Regions from separate parts of the Homo sapiens genome. Here region 1 is linked to region 2. A link is a loop called in an ENCODE intact Hi-C map of the cell type or tissue named here. Cell type or tissue: heart right ventricle. All regions are shown on one strand.

Region 1 (8,000 bases), 860 kb after region 2:
TATGCAGAGATTAAGTGCCTATGCTTATCCCAACTTAGGGTTTCAAGCCTCTCCCACCATACGCGTGTGTGTTTTTAGGGATCTGAAGATCACGGGAATGCTTCTTTCGCCATCCTGATTCCTGATGGCTGGGGAGGTCATTCTCAAAATAAATGTGGGTGAGGGGGTGTTGTTTTTGGTTTTAATTTTTTTTTTTTTTTTTTTTTTTTTTTTGCTTCCCATCTCCAAGTGGGAAAGATCTTGTTAATCCTTTCCTCCTCGGATGTACATTTCCCCCATCCACACCAGCTTGCTTAATTAAGAACTATCATCTTTGTAGGCTGAATTATTAATAAAAAAATCACATTTTAAATCAAGCCTGTGCATGCACGGAGGACACCAGTGTTGGACCTGCCTATGCGGCTCTCTAGCCTTTTAGGTCCTGATTAAAAACTTATTAAAACATTATAAATGATTAATGGGCGCACAGCTCTGAGTGGCAATTATTAGTTTTAATGCAGGTAATGCAGCTTAATGAGGGGCACATGTGTGCAAAGCCTTAACTTCATTACTCCTGCGTGTCAACATATACAAGAGAAATGTGTGTACAGGTCATCCATTACTCGGAACAGCACCGAGCCCTCTCTCTTCACCTCCCTTTGTTGATGAGCCAGGAGCCATAAATTAATCCCGTTCTGTGGCTCGGGGAAGGACCAAGGTGTTAAAATCTCAGTAAACCCTGCTCGGCTCCCCACGCCACCAGGCAGCTGTGTTGGAATATTTCACAGATTATCTGTTCTGCGGCCCTCTGGTATGTGGGAATTTTTTTTTCCCTGGGATTTTTGCAGGTCGTCATTGTCTCTGCTCAGAAACAAGAGCTCCCGACATTCAGAGCTGACTGGGTTTCTTTCCCTTCTTGTTTTAAAAGGTCTGCAGGGGAGTTAGCTCCATCCTACCAGTGCCTAATTCACATTAGCACGGTTCTCCTAAATCTTCAGATGTGATTCCAATGTCTGTCCTTCTAACCGCTCCTCTCCTGTCGTGTGGGGTGCAGGAGACTATGTATGAGAGACACAGAGAGACGCACACTTGAGTGCCCCTGGTCAAGAAGGGGTTTTAACACTGGAATGCAGAAACAGAAGGAAATACCGATCAGCGCCTGGCTGCAACATGGAGATGTCAGGGTAAGCACAGGCCCGGGGAAGAGGCTGGGTGGGGGTTGTGGGCGGGGGGGGGGGGGAGGTGAATAGATGCATTTAGGATGCTGAGAGTCGGGGGCACTGGCCCACAAAGAAGCCCATACAAGTTGCAGCCCCACCTGGGACCCTCAGCCCTGGGCCTGCAACAGCCCACGGCTGGGGAGCATGCCACTCGGCCCAACTTTGCACGTCACCTTTCATTTTCTGTTTTTGTGACAAGCAGCTTGATCCAGCCTGATCTCCACTATCTGTTTGAAGAGTATTCAGGACTATTTGCATCATTTTATCGCTAATGTATAATATATGGCTCTAAAGTGAGCCCAAGCGCTGTCTTGTTACCGAGCATAAAAAAGTAAGGGCAATAAAGATACATTAGTTCTCTCAAGCACAGCGGCTATAATGCAAGCAAGAAAGGTTGCTGCTTACAGTTAAGAGGCAACCTTTCTGCCTGGCTAAGACAATGGAAGAGTAAAGAAAATGTCAAATCAAGAAAAGCTGGATTTAGAGATGAGGCAGCCCAGAATGACGTTGGTGCCATATTTTGTGGAACTATAATGCTGTTGGCAGCAAAGATCCGTGTTTCTGATTCATCTAGGGCCGCATGGCAAAGCTTTGTCAGTCTGTGCAAGGTATAAATAATTCAGGGTGAGAGATGGCAATTACAGGGCCCTGCACAACCAAAATGAATATTTTATGAGGACTAAAACTGCTCTGGAATGAATCATGCACATGGAGTCACACATGGCGAGTGGTGGGTTCGCACATGCCAGCCCCAAGAAGAGAGGCGCCGCGGCCCTGATCTCCTTTCAGAGCGTTGACTATAAACCTGGCGAATGGTAAGAGGCAAACAAAATCAGCTAACCCGCCCCCACGCTCCTCATAGATGCTCAGTCCCTAAAACGTCCAGTAGGGAAGCCCGGGACCATGCCATAGAAACTCCTTGCTGATCCATCCCAATCGGCCTCGTGGTTTGCTTATTTTTCTCCAATTGTTCAAACTATTGATAGGGTAAGCTGGGAACCTTCTCTTCGTGAGAAAAGGACTTGAATTTCTTGCACAGGGAGAAGAACAGTTTCGTTGTCCTCGATGGAACGTGGGCGTGCTCCAGGAAGGAGTTGCAGCGAGCATGCGTCACGCCCTCCGCGTGATTTTCCATTTTCCTGTCGGGGAGCAGCACCCGCTATGGCTCTTCCTCCGCCTTCTGGACCTGAACCTCACATGGTCCCAGTCAACAGACTGAAGGGCCCGAGGCGGTGGCTTTTGCGTCCTTAGATCCAAACTGGCGCGTCGAAGTTGCTTTCCTCGCTTTGAAAACTGGTAGACTCCTGATGGGGGCAGGATTTAAAGAGGTCGTTAAAGGCTGAAAGGAGGGTTTCATCTGTTACATTTCCTTCCAAAATGCTCCTGGTGAATTGCTAGAACAAATAACAACATTGTTCACAAGGCCGCGGAGGCCCAGTCCCACTGGTGAATGGCCATTGTGTTTGTCCAGCTACTGATACCTGCGCTTTTGTGGAGGAAAGAAGGCCGGGGCCACGACATCGGCGCAGCACAAGCATCCCTCTGTGCGGATGCCCAGAGCGGGTCCCGGCCGCGGTGGGAACCGAACACCAGATCCCTCTGAGAAGGTTTTCTTTAAATCCAGCTCCAATGCATTGTTTATGAAAACAAGGCTATTAGGTATATTAATAATTTGATAAATAGGGATTTGTCCTTAATTATTCATGAAGAACATTTGGCAACAGTAAAATTATATTCGCAGAACAGGTTTATAAACCAGCTAATTATAAATTAAGTATGCAAGAGAAAATTGCTAACCTTGAAATTAAAATATTTTATGATTCTGCAATTACAAAAAAAAAGGTAGGGAATTATCAAAACCCCAGTGTGGGCAGAGGGAGCAGCAGGCCTGGGCCTATACAGATGGTGGCGGCGCACAGGCCAGAGGCGTGACAGCAGAGGGGGTGGACCGGGAACCCCTGTCCCCTCCCCAACAGCCCCTCCAGTCGGGGTTTGTGCAACTTTCCAAGAGCTCATGGGAAGGAACCAGCAGCTGTCCACAAGGCAGCCCAGCATCTGCAGAAGGCCCTGGTCTGGTTCTTTGCAAAGGACATGGTGGTCCCCTCTGCTGGCCGCCAAAGCCCTGGCAGGTGAACAGAGCAGCATGTGCCCTGCAGAGAAGACCCCAACGCCCCTCCATGTCACTGCCCTCCCGCTGGGGCAGGGTCTACAGAGAGCATGGGGGCCAAAGGGACAAGGCCAGAGCTCGTGGCACAGGAGCGTGGTCCCGCTTGTCCCCACTAGAGGGCTTCTCGGACGGGCCTCAGCGGAAACCAGCAAACGCCAGGGTGGGCGGGCAGCCTTGGGCTGGGAGCAGCTCCTGCCTGCAACACACTTGGGACAGACCCCTCCTGCGGCTGGGCCGTCCCACTGATATGTGGGCTCTGCTGCCTGAGCACAGCTTTCTTGTCGGACGGTTCCATCATCCACCTGCTCCCCAAACTCTGCAGCCTCCCTGCACCCCCCACCCGCTAAACAGCCAGCAACACATTCCCAGTGAGTTCCACACACATTCCCTTGACTCATTTGATAAGAGAAGACAGATGCAGGGGAATCTTCCGTTCACTTTCTAATGACCAGATATCCTCACTCATAATTTGGGCAGAAGTTAAAAGAGGAAAACAACCAGGATAAATAATGAATGTCCTGTTGGGTGCAGGGAGGGGAAGTAGGCCATATTCCTCCACTTCTTTTCCCATGGCTATGTCACATCTGCAAAAAAAAAAAAAAAAAATGCAAACCGTAGAGGCTCAGGACATGCAGAGGCAGCCCCCGACCACTTTTACTACCCTGTAACTCAGTGACTCTTTCCACATTCCCTGAAATCAACGGGAAAATGAGCAAAGCCCATTGAAGTGCCTTTTTTTTTTTTTTTTTTTTTTTTTTTTTTGGTTATGAAGAGTCTTGACTTCCCTGAGAGTCAAAAGCCCCATTAATTGTTCATGTACCAGAGGTAGTGCAGGGCACACTCATGTGCCCGAGTCCTTACCCCGACGCTTGGAGACACAGCTGTGGGTCAGACAGCCAACCAATCAGGGAGGTCTCTGGGAACTCAGATAATGAAAATTTTTTCATGTATAAAATCCTTAATCAAAATGCGAGTGGTGTCATCTTGCAGTGCAGACACTGCAACTTAAAATTAATATACAACAGAACCTTCAGCAGAAGGAACATCCCCGGGCTGTGTGGTACAAGTGACCCTGAACTGTGGCCTGGACTGCCGAGACCCCAGGCGGCAGGCCGGCTCCAGGCCAGCATCGAGATCCCAGGGAAACAAGCTGTTGCTGCACCAGGATCCCCAAGGCCCGGAGGGACTCCAAAATGTGAGGGCAAATCGGCAAAGATGATGTAGCACAAAGAGCGCCATTAACACCATAAGGTGTGACGTGCACAGCGGGGCCTCCGCCAGCCTAATACTGGGCACGGCTTTAAGGCACCGTCAACCAATTAGTTTAACTCGATCAGCTAGTATCTAAAGAATATTTTTATCATTTGGAATAGACTATTTACCATTTGATAGGATACATTTCTTTCTTTACCGCTGGGATGCTCCACAGATGCTAAGCAACTTCCCCTAACAATATTTAAATTGCTTACAAAGCCTCTCTAAATATTTGCTATGTATTTAGCATGCCTAAGATTTGCCCGTTATCCCAAAGTCTTTTTGTTGTAAATTGCAATTTTACAACTTCATGCTCGTGATCTATTTTGACAAAGCTCTGCTGACACCCTCTATTGGCCTCTGAAGGCAAAAGAGCTGATACTCCACGAGTCACCAGAGAACTCTCAATTTGTTGTGAGACCGCGCTACTTTGCCATCCTCAATCTGCATGGAGAAAGATTAAACATTCAATTTGTTACTTGATAGGCCACAAGGTTCGCCACTTACCATACAAATGGAAAACATTACTGTCATTCCTCAACTTGCTTGCCTGAGTATTTTATTATTTGTAATATTTACTTCAGGGAAATTATGATTCATGTCATATTTATCTTCATGAAAAATGAGCATCTAAATGGAAATCACCTTTTGAATGTACCGGGATATAGTGTAATACTAATATGCTTCATGAACTATAAAATTTAGTCACAGTATATGGATATATTATAGCATGACTTTAATACTCTCCCATCAAGCAAATTTTCTCTGTGTTAAGCTGATACTCTGAGCCCTGATTCCAGTTTGATAATCATTACACCTACATGATGGTACAAGTCACTACTTGTAGATTTATGTGCCCTCTCAGCTCTTTTGCATTAATCTGCCTCTGAATAAGCTATTCGCACTTCCTCCCGTGCATGCAGGAAATTGGAATAAGGTGCAAATTTGTAGGCCTTAAATCTGAACAAGCACAGACAGATATTTTTCACCTGATACCATTCATTTGTTTCAAGTAAATACAAAAGACATTTTTTATTCTTTGTCTTTGTCCTAAGGCCGTTCTTCACGAAAACGACTGTTGTGTGTTTCCCTCCATATTTACATCCATTTTTGCAGAAGTCAGAGTTAAATGAACTATCTGCAATTAGCTCTGAGTCAGACTTGCAGTGATGTCTGTACCAATACAGGGTCCCCAGCAGGCCGCGCCATCCTTTGTGGATCCGTGGCCCGGTGGTCTGCCACCCAAGGAGGTGATGCCATGTATTACAAGCACAACAGAGCTCAGAGGCCCACAGCCCACTTTTGAGAATCCTTCTGGATAATTGGAGAGCATAAACTTCAGTGGCTCACGGCGTCTCTGAGGCCCTGGTAAGAGGCATTCCAATTCATTACAGAGGTAGTTCAGAAATATCTAAAAGTGACAGGAAGAGCTTGGCGTCACTCTCCCCCAATTATCCGGGAAATTCCGAGATTCCTGGCTAAACCCGTCCCAATCTCAAACCTTTTCCTCTCAGCTGACCTGCAGCCAATCAGGCTGTTAAGGGAGATTGATGGGCCCGCCTCTCTCTGGCCAACGGCCTGCCTGAGGACCCAGGGCTGGGACACTGGCAGGGGAAGCATTTCTCAGCAGCGGCAAGAAATGACAGAGTCAAGTGAACTTGACTGAGCAGGATGATCCCGGGTCTCTCCCCGGGTCCCAGGCTCCAACTGATGAGTAGCGGGGCTCTTAGTCGGGTTCCTCTTTGGAGCCCTTATGAAACTACCTGGGGCCAGGAGGCGGTGCTGGGGTGCCCCCAAGGAAACAGGAGAGGGGTAGGTCTTCACAGTGTGCACATGCCCCTGCTTTGGAACCCACTCCCGTAAAAGCAGTGAATAATTAATTTGATGAACTCAATTTCCATATAAAACTGTTGTCATTGGAACCATAGGAGCCAAGTGCAATGAGCTGTTTGGCGATTTCCACTTATTTGGGGATTTTGGTGCCACGGATGCCGGACACCTGTGAGGTGAGCAACACCATGGGTCCAGACCGGGAATGAGGCCTCCTGTGACGGCTCAGAGAGTGAGCCGTGTTGCATGAATGTTTATGTGCGTTACAAATTAATGATAATCACCACTGACCATAAATATAGCACAAGAATCACACGAGAGGGTCATAGCTACGAACCAGCTACATAAATAGAGTATGATTAGTCCATGTCTAAGAGTACATTCATCACTTAATGACTTTTCCCATTATGCCTGCACATTTTATCTAATCAGAAAGTAAGCCTGCTTGCTTTCACTGAGCAGGGTTAACCTAATAAGACTGCTGCTTAAACCACATCGAAACGAGGCATAACAAGCCAGCTTGATGAAAACGCTTTCCCAATCTGTGACAACGCACTTGAACGTCGCCATCAAATCATAACCCCCAAATATGTATTTTCCCATTTTAGGGGAGGGCGCCGGCAGCCAGCCGTTAATTAGCATACTTCCCATGCTCGTCATGAAGTCACGGGCTAATCTGGCACACACGGTTCGGAACAGGCTCCTGCCTGAATCAATCGTGAGAGCAGGGCGCTGGGCCCTCCCTCCCAGCTCTCCCTTTATATTTCAATAGTCCTATGACAATAATTGATTGTGATTCACTCCTGAAATGTACCAATCCCCGGGAAATGGCATGGGCTTTCATTCATCAATTTCAGCTTCATAAGTGGAAATTTATACAAGGTATGCAGATGTTTAGAGTTTGGGGTAATCAATAAGGAGTAAATAAAGATTGGCATTCACTATACTCCACTTGACAAGCCCCAGCCTAATGTTTGTCAAGCAAATTAAACACACTCAGACTTTTCACCTGCTCCGACAACAGCACCACATATGGCCCTGAAGTTAAAAATAAGAAAATGTGCATACATTATCATACATAATGTACAACTCCCTCCATTTAATATGCAAATTTTGTAAAATATTACTGAATACCTTCTGTTCTAAATGAATAAATTTGAATTGCAATTAGAATAATCTTGTATAATTAATGAAAACTGTCAATTTTTGTTCATAAGTAATTTGATTAACATGTTGATAGGACACTTATCAAGTTCAGTAAACTGTTAGATTAGGAAGATGAAAAAATTTGAAGAAAATTTTTACCAGCTCTGACAATTTCCCCTGGCATGGTAAACAAAGACTTGCTGGCAAACTTCCTGACGCCGGGAACGAGCCTCTCCAGCTAATCTGCAAATCACAGCGCACGCATGAAACCCGGACCACCTTCTCCATTTCTTCTGCGCTCCCCTCCTCTCCAGCTAAGCCAGAGTTTAAAGCTACAGTTAATTTCATTGATCAGTCTGACTCGGAACGTCTGCTGAGGTCAACAGCAAGGTGAGCGCCTCTGT
Region 2 (8,000 bases):
CTGGAGAGTTATTTCAGGAGCACTGCAGACAGCCAGTGTCTCAAAGCGGCCAGCCGATTCTAACCTAGCACCTCTCATCACTTAGCTTCCTAGATGCTCCTGTTCAGAATGGTCAGTTTTAACTTTGTTTCTCAATAGGTCAGTAGGCAAAAAGATATATAAAAATATCTCTATCAATTGATCCATTAATTGATAAAGAAAGGAAGGAGAGACGGATGGATAAATAGATACACGGACATTTGCTTTTAGTTTTTAAGTCCTGTTGTAATGGTCACTTAAGAATAGTTGCCTCTATATGAAAGGGCAGCTGTCTTAGGATGGTCTTTTTTAGGAGAGCTACTGAATCAGCAATTTGCGCAGGTGTTGCGGTGGCAACAGAAAGCTCTGATGGTAGCAAACTTCAACATTCGGACCTAAGTAAGATCTAGAAAGGGATTCCAGACACACCAGAGTGTCTTTACAAATACCTACGCAGCTCCACACACAAGGGGTGTGTGGGGGAGTGCATGCGTGTGTATGTGGTATTTCCAAGGGTCCTCCGGGCTCACACGCATGCAGGGAGATGGGGGTGGGGACAGAAGCATCCAGACATGAAGCAATGTATATCATTATTCAAATTATGTCAGATTCATCCTTAAATTACACTGGTGTTTCTTATCAGAAATTGTTTCATATACTATAATATGCTGCAATAAGTGGACATTAATTAATGCTAAATTACAATGGAATTACATATTATATCCACATGAATACTGAATGACTCTATTATGAATAATATTATTACAGTAAATATTCAAGGACCTGTAAGTAGTTTGTCGCTAATTACAAAGTGCTGACAACTACACATGACCTTAAGTTAATGTAAACTTTTAAATATAACAGCCACACAGCAAATCTTTGATTAATGCTGCAACAAAAATATAGCCGGAGACGTGATGAGCAGAGTCGAAACGCAGTCCACCACTCCTTCTGGAAGTCTGATTTATCTGCAAGACAGAAGCGTCTCTTGGCTTAGAATTCCATGCAAGCTCTATTCTCTCAGCACAGACGTGTGTGGCTCTCTGTTCAGCTAATGTTTTTAAAAATCCACGCACAACTTCGCCAGAGTCTCTGGTTGTGGTGGGTGGTCATTTTGTCTTAGAAGGGAAAATCCTTAACCCTTTGCCACTTTCTACTTAAAAGATGTCAAAATGCTCTGGTGGCATTCTTTTTTTTTTTTTTCTTTTTGCACAGTGAAACGGAGTGAGAACAGTATAAGGTGTTAATCTTGATAATTAGGGCACAAAAGCAATTAGAGGTCTAAAAACCTTAAGGCGCCGAAAGTGATTTTTTGTTTATTTGCTTACCTTATTAAGTTAAATATCTGTCTGAATTAATCGCTAATGAATGTAAAGAAGGCTCAATAGCAGCGGTTTAATGAACAGCCGTGTCAGTTGCATTTTACAGGGTCCCAAATCATCGAAGATTGCAAGCCAACTTGCTATTCAAAATTACTTTTCTGCCCAATTTTCTGTTTGCAAAGCAGTAAATTATTTACATTTATTGTGCTTATTTAAGCACTTAAATGACTATGAATGGAGTACAGGCACATTTTAAAAATATAGAACCATTACACAACTCTACTGCTAGAAATTCCCGTTATTTTCCCCTGAAGACTGCTTCCTCTACTTTTCTAATCTCTCTTTTACAACAATTCATGAAAAAGGGCATTATTACATTGAACATGTTTTAATAAGTTATTTATTATTTAACATACTTTAAGAGGCAGTGCCATAGAAGTTACATTACACACACTAAGAACGGTCTCTTTCAGACCTGCCCAGTTGCCTGAACCTAAGTGCTTAAGTTTCCTGAATAAAATTATTCTGTCTTTCATTAGAAACAAATAAACGGTGCTTTTCACCATTACTCACATCATAAACATTGATATTTGAAGAGATCTATTATACTAATTATTGTCTTTGGAAATTATCATTTAATATATTTACTTTCTTTAATGGTTATTCTTTTGAAATCAGTGACCACGATTTTTTTTTATATGTGCAGCTGCTCCCACGCACAGGTCCACAGCCTTAAGTTGCACTTACATGCAGGGAGACCCAGCCTGCGGGAACAGTTCCCGATGTGCTCTCTGCACATCCACAAAGCGCCCCAGCTACGTCGCTGGGCAGCCAGTTGACCACGGCCAAACCCGTAGATGGTCCAGATCATCAAACTGAGGTTAAGAACGCATAATGAAAAACACAAGAAGGGAGAATGGATAGATAGACTCATGGTAGCAGGAAAAGGAAGAAAAGAAAAAAGGAAGGAAAAGAAAGTAAGACCCTTGGCAAGAGAAACAGAATTCTAGGTGATCCTGCTAGCTAGATCGGGGTCAGATTCAAGTCGTTCTTTTCAAATCTTTCAGATGACTGCAGTGGAAACTTTCTTGTGTTTGCGAACGCAGACAGACACTCGACACCCAGTTTCTCCATGGACGGCATGCATTTACATGCATAATACGGCGGATGTGCCCGCTCTGACTGCAGCTCATTTCCTAAGTCGCAAGAAACGCTGGTATTTTTCAAAAGTGATTTCAAAGAATTTGTGTATGTGCATGTGTGTGCGCACGCGAGCGTGTATGAAAGCAGCCATATTTATTATTCAGACTTAACTATTTGCGTGTATTTTCCCAAATGATACCAGGGGCAGCGTAACATCTACTGTTAAAAAGCCCCATGCTATTCATAAGAGATTATACTGGAGTAAACATTACAGTAGCAGTAATGATCTAATTAAAAGAATCAGACATACTTAAAAGAGTCCCTTCTTTCAGGAAGGAGGGGAGAAGAAAAATCAATGAGGCAATCCATAGTCCGGAATGGGGCGAAGCATTTTACTGTGATCAAACACAGTCTATCTAGTACATATCTGAAGTCCTCTGGTCTTTGTTACTTAATGTGATGCGGAAGATCAGAGATGCGTGCAGTCTGTGTTCCAGGGTTCCAGCTGAGTCGCTGTCATATGTTAAGCTTTTTTTTGTTTTAAGTTGGCTATAATTCTACCTTACTCCAAGTGAACAGTGTTTCCATTAAACTAAGCATTTCCCCAAATCTGGCAAGAACCTTGCATGGGGATTTTCCTGAAGCAACCTAAAGGTGACCCTAGAGCACACCTACGAATCTGGGTTTGCACGGCACTGAGCTCCGTGCCGGCTCCCGTATCTCTACCCTCAAGAAACACAGGTATTGTGTGTGCGTGTGAGATGCAGGGTGACAGAAAAAAAGGGAGTGCAAGCCCTATATCACCAATTGTCTACATGAGTGCCAACACATATGTCGGCTTATGTTTGGAAGACATTATTTTTTCCCAGCTGCTTTCTTTTGTACCTACCTCCCAGCACTTGAAGTGGGGCCTGCAAACCGGGTTTGAAATGTGGTCAGACGGAAATGCAGTAGCCAGGACAGAATGGGAAACTCAGGAAGGAGGCTGAGGTGGGAGTCTCCGGTGTGGCCGGGAAGCCATCCCCCCAGGAGGCCACGGGGGGGAGCTGTGGCTCTGCTCAGGGCGGCCACAGCCAGTAGCGGGGAGGAGAGGGCGGAAAATATACTGTAGCAAAGCGATGGTGGAAGAGGAAAGGTAGGTTTTATAAGTTCCTGAATTTTATGACTATGCTGCAACGGTGGAATGTCCACTCAATCTGTTGCGAAGTTAGCACAGAAAACATGCACTGGGCATATTAAGTACAGGATGAAATGGTGCAGTGAATATTTATTAGCAAAAATATAGGTTCTCAAAAACAGAAATAAAACAGGGTAATAGATGAAGGGAAGAATAGATTTAACACTGAAATAAATATCAAAGGTGCAAAGAAAAGGCAAAATATAGTGTTCAAACAAAGCTGTGAATTGGGTCCAGATTTAATGCTCCCCTAGGGAAGAAAAGGTTGGACAGACTGCTGGAATTGAGATACTACTTTTAGTACACAGTCCCTGTAATGCTGTCAGCTTTATTTCCTTTGACAAATGTGAAATAAAATTTGTCAAAGTTAGGGCTTGGAAAGTTGGCTATTGAAAATTCAATTGGTAATAACTAGTATAGCCTAGCACTCCGGAGATTTTTAAAGGAGAGGGATGTTTAAGATGCTGGGGTGCGGGGGGAACCGTATTACATATTGTATTTCACTTTTTAAAAATTTAGCAGTTGACTTAGGCAGCTGGATTTCTAAGTTTCCTGTTAGCTGGGTTCACCGTTAAAAGGCGGTAATTTAAAACCCATTTCCATGATAACTACAATGATATAGTAAGTTTGAAAATATTCTGGTGTCTACACAGAGGAGGGCTCCTATGATCTCACTCAGCTTGGGGTCCACACGCCACGAAGACTTTGCTTGATCCAGTTCTATAGAAGTGCAGGGCGTGATTGCGAAGTCAATGCTACCCTCATTCCACGCTACAGAATTCCTGACTCTGCTTCTCCTTCCACCATGCATTGGACGCGTTTGCAGTGCAAACGGTGATTTACTGGGAATGTTTAATAACAGACTTTTCTTGTCTTCTCAATGTGCTGCTCCACAGCCCCAGCCTTTCCCTTGCTGGGTGCATGGCAGGTTTTCCAGGGAAGCTCTTGGAAGCCACTTCTCTCCCGTGCTGCCCTGCCGGTCCCACCCCCGCCCCACCCCTCACCTCTGCTGTACTTGGGAACAAAGCCACGTATAAGAAAAAAAAGAGCGACTTAGCCTGCATATGGATATCCAGGGATATGTCTGTTTTCCTGACTGCCCCAATACACTCTCAGTGTAATCAGGAAGACAAAACAGTCTCGCCACATTTTCTGCTTCTTTCTGTGGAACGGAATCTGATGTCTCCCAGCTGCATTCATGTCCCTTCAAAGTGGGCAACTTGGCATTTACTCCCGCTCTCTAAAGAGTCACCGAGGGCATTGGAAATTTCGGCTGCGAACCCGGAGAGCGGCTGGCTCTGCTGCGGCCGGGCTGCCGTCGCTCCACTCCAGCTGCCGTTTCTTTATTTAAGAAGAACTACAGAAAAGACCTTTAGGAATCACCTCTTAAGTCATTATGGCATAAGGCACCTTTCTGTCTTTATGACATGGTGGGGGGGGGGGGTACGATATTTAATTGAAGATTTTATTTTTAATTTTCGCATTCTTACCATGTGGTCATTACTTTATTTTTACATTTTCAGCCCATTTTCTTTCCAGCCCATCGCAGGAATTGGGCAGTCAGCAAGAGCCAGAGAGTGCTGGCATGTATCATTACATTCTCAAGATGGCATATTTACTGCGCTTGCCAGCAGGGTCGCGCTTCTGTCCTAGTAAATGTAGTGGAGTATGAAAAAGGCAATTACATCTCACTGGGTGACCTTTTAACAGCCATGACTACCTCCTATCTATACATAATTATTATAGGTGATGATTTCCAAGTATTACAATCTCCTAGAGCCGCCTTTAATTCACATCACATTTAGGCACGTTTGTCACCAGTGCTAGAAATTTTAACCCCCGAAAACTGAAAAAACAGAAGAGAAAAGTGATAGCAATGGATGTCAAGCTCTCAAGTCATCCTAATAAAAACACAGCAAATAAGATGTCGCCCTGTTTGTATTCATTATCAGTTCTTACATGCTCCGACTCTTGCATTAAACATTAGACAGCCTCTGATGCCTGCTTAACAGTTTAATTCCCTCCTCAGTATTCAGGCTGTCATAATAAAATCAGTGAAGCAGGCAAAGTCAAATAAGAGCAAGAGGAGGCATAGAGCATGTAGCACAAGCCATTGTCATCGCTTACTATTCACCCCGCACCACTTACAGGAGCTGAATTCAGCATATGCTGTGGGTGACACACAAACCAATCTCTCCCTCCACCGCTGTGGCCAGCCTATCTTGCCGGTGCAGGGCGAGGGTGGCGCGCGTGCAGAGGGCCGATAGCAGTCCCTTCAAAAGGAACCGGCTTCTGAGCCACTGGAGCTGGCACAATAGAAGCCACTTCTGTCAACAAAGACTGCAGACTAAAGAGCTAGATATCCCCACTATGGAAAGATTAACAGCGCTAAATCCGTTTAGGCCCTTTTTTTTACTTATTTACAGGCTGCTGATCTTGAAGGCTGAATCAGAACAAGAGATTAGCTCTATTAAGTGCTGCCCATTTTTCTGAATTATGTTTTTGAAGACTTGGACAATATGAATAAGGACTCATATTAACCACTGTACGAAAGGCGCACACTCCATTGCAATGACAAAGCCTTCGGAAAACTACTTGTCACTTGCAGTGATCCATTGCAAATACAGTTTAATATATAATTTATATCTACCAGCTGGTGAGAGCAGAAAGGGAGCGATTCCACTCTATTTCTCTTTTAAAAGAGAGAGAGAAAGAAAGAGAGAGAGAGAGAGAGAGAAAGGCTGGCAATGTAGGATGTCACTAACGATAGTAAAATAGCTCAGCAAACAGTTCAATAAATGGTTCAATACTTGTGATACTATCCAAACAAAGACTCGAAGCCATTAATTTTAAAAAGTTCTGTGAATCTTCTTTGAACAGTAAATATTTAATCACGGCAATATGTAAGCTGCCCTCTCATATTTTATCTCCTAACCAGAACCGTGTAGTGAACCTGGCCTTTAATAACTTTGACCAGAGCGATATTTTGCCATTTTTCTCCTGCCATCAAATTATGAAGTGTGTCCAATCCAGCATGTTGCTATTTGCTACCTAATGCGCTCCTATTGATGCCTAAATATAGCGCTGGACAAATGAGCTCCGTAGGTGTGAACACTAAATAATGCCCAAACCCCACTTAAAAATACATATATACATGTGTGTATTAAATATATCAAATGATACATTTAAAATTCTAACTATATTTAATAACTACACTACATGTTTTTTAAGTACTATATAATTATATTATATAGTATTAAAGAAATTAAAGCTTCCGGGCATAGACTTTCAGAGCCAAGCAGTAAGAACGTGGAAATTTGCGCCTCAAAGCTTTCTAGCCAGCGTCTTTTTTTTTCCAGGCACACTCACTAGTTAGGAATGTCATCTTCGGCCAAGTTTAATAATTGATGAGGAGCCTCGCAGGTCTCAAAAGCTTATACAACCAAACAACTAATATTTATTTATTTTATTATATATTTTCTTTTAATTCAGGAAATACCCACAGCGATTACAATTCTAATTTGCAGGGAATCCTGTTGGCAGAAAAATCAAACAATTAACAATCCACCTTCTAAACAGACTACTGGTAACGGACGACTTCAGAGGCAGCCAGTCAGACACGAGCGATTGCGCTCCCCCCGCGCCTGGGCTGCCTTGGAGTTCAGATGAAAACAAGTTCAGGAAGTTGATTTGATGGGCAGCACCGACCAAACCACGACTTATGAGGCTTGCAGATGCATGTCAGAATTAGGCTGCTATGAAATACGGCGTGATCTGTTCCACCTTCTGTAAGTTTCTCAGAAGTGAGGACTCTACTCTCAGAAACAGCGTCCTCCCTGCCACAGCCATCAATGTGCATGTGGTCGACACACGCATTCACACACACTCACGGCTCATTAAAATGCGTTGTGAACTTGGCGTAATCCCCAGGATGTTTCTTCATTAGCTATTTTGGATGGCCTCTACCGCACACACATTTCAAGAGCCACGTTCCTTTAATTCTCAAATCAATACACTCTTAGCAATTGCAAGTGGCCAGAAAGGTCACCCTCGAACCCCTTCGGTCCTAGAAGAGTGGCAGAGGAGGGATAGGAAAGGACCCGTGCAAGATCACACAGCGAGAAGATGAAAGCAGTTCATCCTCAGACCTCTCTCTGCTCCATCAAAAGATAAAGAGACATTTGCTAAATGTCATTAGTAGTTCCTATATGTAAGTGGAAGAGCAAAGACAAATAAGACACAGTTATTATTTTTCAAGAGCTCATAGTCTAAGAGTGAGACTCAACCTTAAAAATAGGCTACAACCCAAGACATCAAATTTCAAGTGGGCCAGAAAAGGC

What was found. Peaks named below come from ENCODE experiments on the same cell type or tissue, not always from the same donor. Only the 100,000 strongest peaks of a DNase experiment are listed, where the experiment ranks them.
Region 1: it touches region 2 in a loop (6-fold over the local background); 8 of 110 quality-filtered maps call a loop at or near these places.

The regions. Positions count from the first base shown.
Region 1 is chr10:129,885,849-129,893,848 of GRCh38, forward strand. All of the region lies in intron 6 of EBF3 (EBF transcription factor 3), which reads right to left. Among named protein-coding and RNA genes, the nearest start is that of EBF3-AS1, 33 kb to the left of the region's middle. RefSeq lists an enhancer at 6,974-8,000. In heart right ventricle, CTCF peaks have their summits at 3,462 and 3,662; DNase peaks (open chromatin) are centred at 3,493 and 6,177; H3K4me3 peaks cover 1,037 bases; H3K27ac peaks cover 3,860 bases.
Region 2 is chr10:129,028,208-129,036,207 of GRCh38, forward strand. LOC124902559 (a long non-coding RNA gene) reads right to left here. Exons shown (of 2, transcript XR_007062390.1): 2 at 7,112-8,000. Among named protein-coding and RNA genes, the nearest start is that of LINC02667, 120 kb to the left of the region's middle. RefSeq lists an enhancer at 4,986-6,704. In heart right ventricle, a CTCF peak has its summit at 3,529 (motif pointing right); DNase peaks (open chromatin) are centred at 3,504 and 7,314; H3K4me3 peaks cover 530 bases; H3K27me3 peaks cover 3,127 bases.